Linked DNA regions of Homo sapiens: region 2 is linked to region 1. Evidence: read pairs that join two places in POLR2A ChIA-PET (ENCODE). Cell type or tissue: MCF 10A. All regions are shown on one strand.

Region 1 (2,500 bases):
GGAGGCTGAGGCAGGAGAATGGCGTGAACCCGGGAGGCAGAGCTTGCAGTGAGCCGAGATCGCGCCACTGCACTCCAGCCTGGGCGACAGTGCAACCTCCGACTCCCTGGTTCAAGTGATTCTCCTGCCTCAGCCTCCTGAGTAGCTGGGATTTACAGGCATGTGCCACCATGCCCAGCTAATTTTTGTATTTTTAGTAGAGACGGGGTTTCACCATGCTGGCCAGGATGGTCTCAATCTGACCTCGTGATCCGTCCGCCTCGGCCTCCCAAAGTGCTGGGATTACAGGCATGAGCCAGCGTGCCTGGCCCAGGAAATATTTTTTAAGTAGAGAGGGAGGAACTCCTTTGGGCTGTACACTTGGCTACGTGAATATGCTCATTCATCTATGCATCCGTCTGCATGCTTCCTAAACCCTAGGCCCTGGCCATCACTGGGGTGCAAAGATCAGTCGGAAATGGGTAGAGAGGATGATGACAATGCAGGAAAAAGGCACATACTTAGGAGATGCAGCCAGACTGTTCAACTGGTTTAGACACAGGGAGGCTTAACTCTACCTGGCAGGGTTTCAGAGAAGAGGTGGCTTTGCTTTGAGCTTTTTTTTAAATTGAAATGGGTCTTGTTCTGTCACCCAGCTGGAGTGCGGTGGCATAATCTTGGCTTACTGCAGCCTCCACCTCCCGGGCTCAAGCAATTCTCCCACCTCTGTCTTCTGAGTAGCTTGAGTCACAAGTGTGCGCCACCAAGCCCAGCTAATTTTTTCTATTTTGGGGGGGACGGGGTTTCACCATGTTCCCAGGCTGGTCTCAAACTCCTAAGGTCAAGCAGTCGCTTGCCTGGGCTTCCCAGTGTGCTGGGATTACAGGTGTGAGCCACTTCGCCTGGCCTGCTTTGAGCTTTCAAGAAGGATGGGATTTGGGGTTCTTGGAGAAGCATGATGGGGAGGCCCCTGCGGGGAGTGGAAGGAACAAATGCCACACAGGGAAGGTGGAGGCCCACAGACCATTGTTCCTGAATTCACAGCTTTGCGGTGGCCAGCCCTCTGGAGGCTTGGGGCTGGCAGCTTGAACTAGCCAGTAGCTGGCATCACCCATCCCAGTGCTGGACCCGGAGGTGTGGCAGGAGGGAGCCCAGCCTCAGCACATCTCTCCGGGGACTACAAGGCAGCTGTGTTGAAACAGATCCACTCCATGTCCCCTGGAATTGGCTGTGCCCTGCCACCTGCAGTTGGTCTCCTGGGCCAGGCCTCTGAACAGTTCGTAGGTTCGCCCCACCTTCCTGCAAGGTGGATAGGCTGCATGTCTGGGGAGCAGGGGCTGGCCTAGCTCTGGCAGTGAGCAACGAGGCCTGCCTCCTTGATTCTTTCTCGGTTCCTCTTCCCCCTTTAGTCCTCTGGAATAAGGATCCTCCCCCTCCTGGTTGTGAGTCATTTGGCAGTCGTTGACACCCAGTGTCCTGGGCACCTGGGTCTTTGTGTTGAGCAAGGACCTTCATGTTCTCTGCCCGCTTTCCTCCAGGCCAAGGCAACCGAACTTTGGATCTGGTCACACCCCAGCCTGGCAAAGGGACAAGGTCACTGAATCTGTGTGCATGGGAATGTGGCTAAGAAAAACAATAATAATTCCTTACCTTATATTTGCAGAGCACTTTGCACTTTGTCAGACATGACCAGGCTTGTGTTTTTTCATCCAGCCAGCAAATGCTTGTCCAGTACCTACTGTGTGCCAGGTGGTAGAAAAGTAAACACGATTAGGTTGATGTCTTGAAGGAGCCTACAGTCTGGGGAAACATATGAACAAATAAGTATAAGAAATGGTGAGTCAGGAATATGTATAGACTGGGGCTTAAAGGAGGAATGTTTGGTTATACCAGGGAATATCGGGAAGGGCTTTGTAGAGGAGGTGGCATTTAGTGGGTCAGAATATGAACAGTAATTTTGGGTAGACCTGGTGGGGTGGATACATTCCAGGCAGGAGGAACAACTTGAGCAAGTCAAGAAGGCATCCTACAACCTAGCAGTTGGGAGCAGGAGGTTAGTTGTGGATATGGCAGGTAAGGTGAGGGATGAGGCTGGAGAATTGATACCAGGAGGGCCTGGTGTGGAGCTTCCAGAAGTTGGACCTTACTCTGTAGCAGTGTGGACCCCTGGAGAGTTTTAGAAGGATCCCCCTGGGGATTAGAGTGAGACTGGAGGCAGGGAGGCCAGTTAGGCCGATGTAGTCATCCACTCAGGAGATAAAACCTGAAATAAGGTAATAGGAAGAGAGGAAGGGAAGGTTTGAAGTGCTGAGGACTTGGTCATTAGGTGGATGTTGGGGCTTATAGGGCAGGAAACAGTTGAGGATTCTTCCATTATACATCTCTTCAGTAAGTTCATCTTGAGCCTCTACTTACTACATGTAAAGTACCTAAAGTGTACTGTGTGGGCACAAAGATGGGACAGACATTGATTCTTCCCGTTGGGAACCAATAGTTCAGAAGGACAGCACTCTCTAGTCAG
Region 2 (2,500 bases), 330 kb before region 1:
GTAATACGGTGAAACCCCGTCTCTACTAAAAATACAAAAAAATTAGCAGGGTGTGGTGGCAGGCACCTGTAGTCCCAGCTACTCAGGAGGCTGAGGCAGGAGAATGGCGTGAACACGGGAGGCAGAGCTTGCAGTGAGCCGAGATTGCACCACTGCACTCCAGCCTGGGAGACAGAGCAAGACTCTGTCTCAAAAAAAAAAAAAAAGGGGGGTGCAGTTTGCAGGCCAGTGGACTAATGCACCCTCACCATATAGCCCCACAGAAATTGGTCTGCCATGGAGCTCTAAAGAACTCATAATTTCTCCAAAAGGACCATCTTTCTACACCTATGCAATTGTTCAAGATCAAGGGTCAGCAAACTGTGGTCCACAGGCCAGTTGCATATTTATGCACATAAAGTTTTATTGGAACATAGCCATAGCCATTTATTCACATAGTGTGTATGGCTGCTTTTGTGTACAATGGCAGAGTTGCAAATCCTAAAATATTTACTGCTTGGCCCTTCAAGAAAAAGTTTCCTGACCCCTGTTTTAGTTAGTTCTGGAATGATGAGCATGTGTGGAAAATCCTCGGGTTGATGCAGAAGCTTAGTGGCTGCACAGTAGTGATACATTGTTTTCCCAGGCTATTTTATTGTTTCTTAATTTCTTAATCACTTTGTGGATTAAATTCATGGCCAGAAGTAACTCAGACATCTCTAAGGATTGTCCTATTGGCATAAGCTAAAGCACGTATTATTCTACATTCATGGATTAAAATATTAAGTAATTTGATCTAGATGATTGTTTACAGTTTAACGCAAATACACTTAGTCTGTTCTGATTATTTACTCAAGGATTATATTACTACATTCACTCAAGAATAATAGTATGTAATCATTTCCTGTGGGATCTGCAATGTTTGGGCCTTCCTTCAAATTCGGTTCTCTGATTTGTCTCCATGACATGGAGTTGGCCTTTAGGTTATGTGATTGAGGTTCCTCAAACAGGATGTTAATTTTCCACTCTTCGTGGCAGGAGAAATATAGTCTAATCTCATGATTTAGTGAGCCAAAGAGCTGTATCCCTTTTCACACTATCCTTCTTTTATAAAATAAATGTTAATTTTGTTTCTTTGTGCATCTTTTGGAACAAACTTGTATTTTCAAAGCCCTCACCCCATACTCAGGTGAGCATACTTTCTAAGGCAGCCCATTTGGAACAAATGAGCTTTAGCCAAGAGTTTAATGATAAAAATATATTGCTTGCAAAAGCTCTAATTTAGCACTCTGGTGCCTCCTACATGGTTTTGCCAACAAACTCATCTTTGCCTGGAATATAGGCTCTTCGAAGGCAGCTGCCACTCTCTCTTCAAGATGTGAGGGGGAAGAGAGTTTGAGGCTTTTCATTGTGAAGGACCCTCCACCCCCGTGTTCCTCCTACAGGCTCCTGATTCACACAGCACAAGTTGAGAAACAGGGAAATGGAATCTTCTTGCCCAGGCATGTAGCAGCTAACTCCTTTGAATCCGAAAAATGTGTGTTCATAATCACCAAGTTTGAAATGCAGAGTCATCACTGCTGCTGGAAATCTGAGGCTGGTTCAGAGCCAGACCAGCTGCTCCTGGGGCCCTCTTCTACTTAAGAGGCAGTCTAGCCTGTGGCCTAGCCTGTTCAAGGTTGCTCTTTCCCCAGAGCCCTGGTACTCCCTCTGTCAAGTTTCCACTTATCTTTCTGGCCTATCCAGGAACCCTTCTCTGAGTTCTCAAGGACTGGCTAGGTGTCCTGCCTCACAGTCACCTACAACCTGCATTTTCCTCATCATAACTTTGAAATTGCTACTTTGCCTATCTTCGCATGGGCTCTTCCTCCAACTACACTGTGAGAGCCTTAAATCCAGAAACCATGTCTTTTTTTTTTTTTTTCAAAGAGAGTCTTAGATGAATTTGCCAGGACTAAAATACAGAGTTCCTTGTTCCCTGTATATAGCCCACTATAGAAATTCAATGGTTTTTGAATGAAAGGATAAATGAGTGAATGAAGGGACTTCGGATCTGGCTGGGGCAGAGACTGTGGAGCTAGAAACTTAGGTTGCTTTCCCTTTCTTCCCTTCCCATCCCTCCTCTTCCAAAACCCAAGTCTGACAGGCTGTGAAGCACCTCTATATACGACTGATGGAGCTTTAATTGTTCACCCAATCTTTAGAAAAGATCCTTTTAATTCAGCACTGTGCCCGAAGTCCAGGCACTTAGCTCTGGATGCCCGACTGCAGAAAATACCAACAGCCAGTAGAAAAACTGCACCAATGCTGGGGGTCCTATTTTAATTATTCTAGAAAAATTCACTTTTTGCTCAGTGTTTGGTTTCATTTGGGGCTGACCTCCTTTCTTGCAGGCCCTAGATTCGTGAAATCTATATTAATCAGCAGAATAATATTAGCCAATTCCTTACCTCGTTTTTCCTTCCCCTCATTTGGACAGCTAGCCTGGTTTGTACTCCTTATCTCAGAGATGAGATGTGAT

Evidence for each region. Peaks named below come from ENCODE experiments on the same cell type or tissue, not always from the same donor. Only the 100,000 strongest peaks of a DNase experiment are listed, where the experiment ranks them.
Region 2: POLR2A ChIA-PET joins it to region 1 with 6 read pairs; 2 of 35 experiments call an interaction of 5 or more read pairs at or near these places.

What each region holds. Positions count from the first base shown.
Region 1 is chr2:46,969,401-46,971,900 of GRCh38, forward strand. The region is part of intron 3 of TTC7A (tetratricopeptide repeat domain 7A); the gene reads left to right. Among named protein-coding and RNA genes, the nearest start is that of TTC7A, 29 kb to the left of the region's middle. In MCF 10A, no CTCF peak of the experiment used is centred here; a DNase peak (open chromatin) is centred at 1,481.
Region 2 is chr2:46,644,356-46,646,855 of GRCh38, forward strand. The region is part of intron 1 of LOC105374584 (a long non-coding RNA gene); the gene reads left to right. Among named protein-coding and RNA genes, the nearest start is that of CRIPT, 28 kb to the left of the region's middle. In MCF 10A, no CTCF peak of the experiment used is centred here; a DNase peak (open chromatin) is centred at 1,496.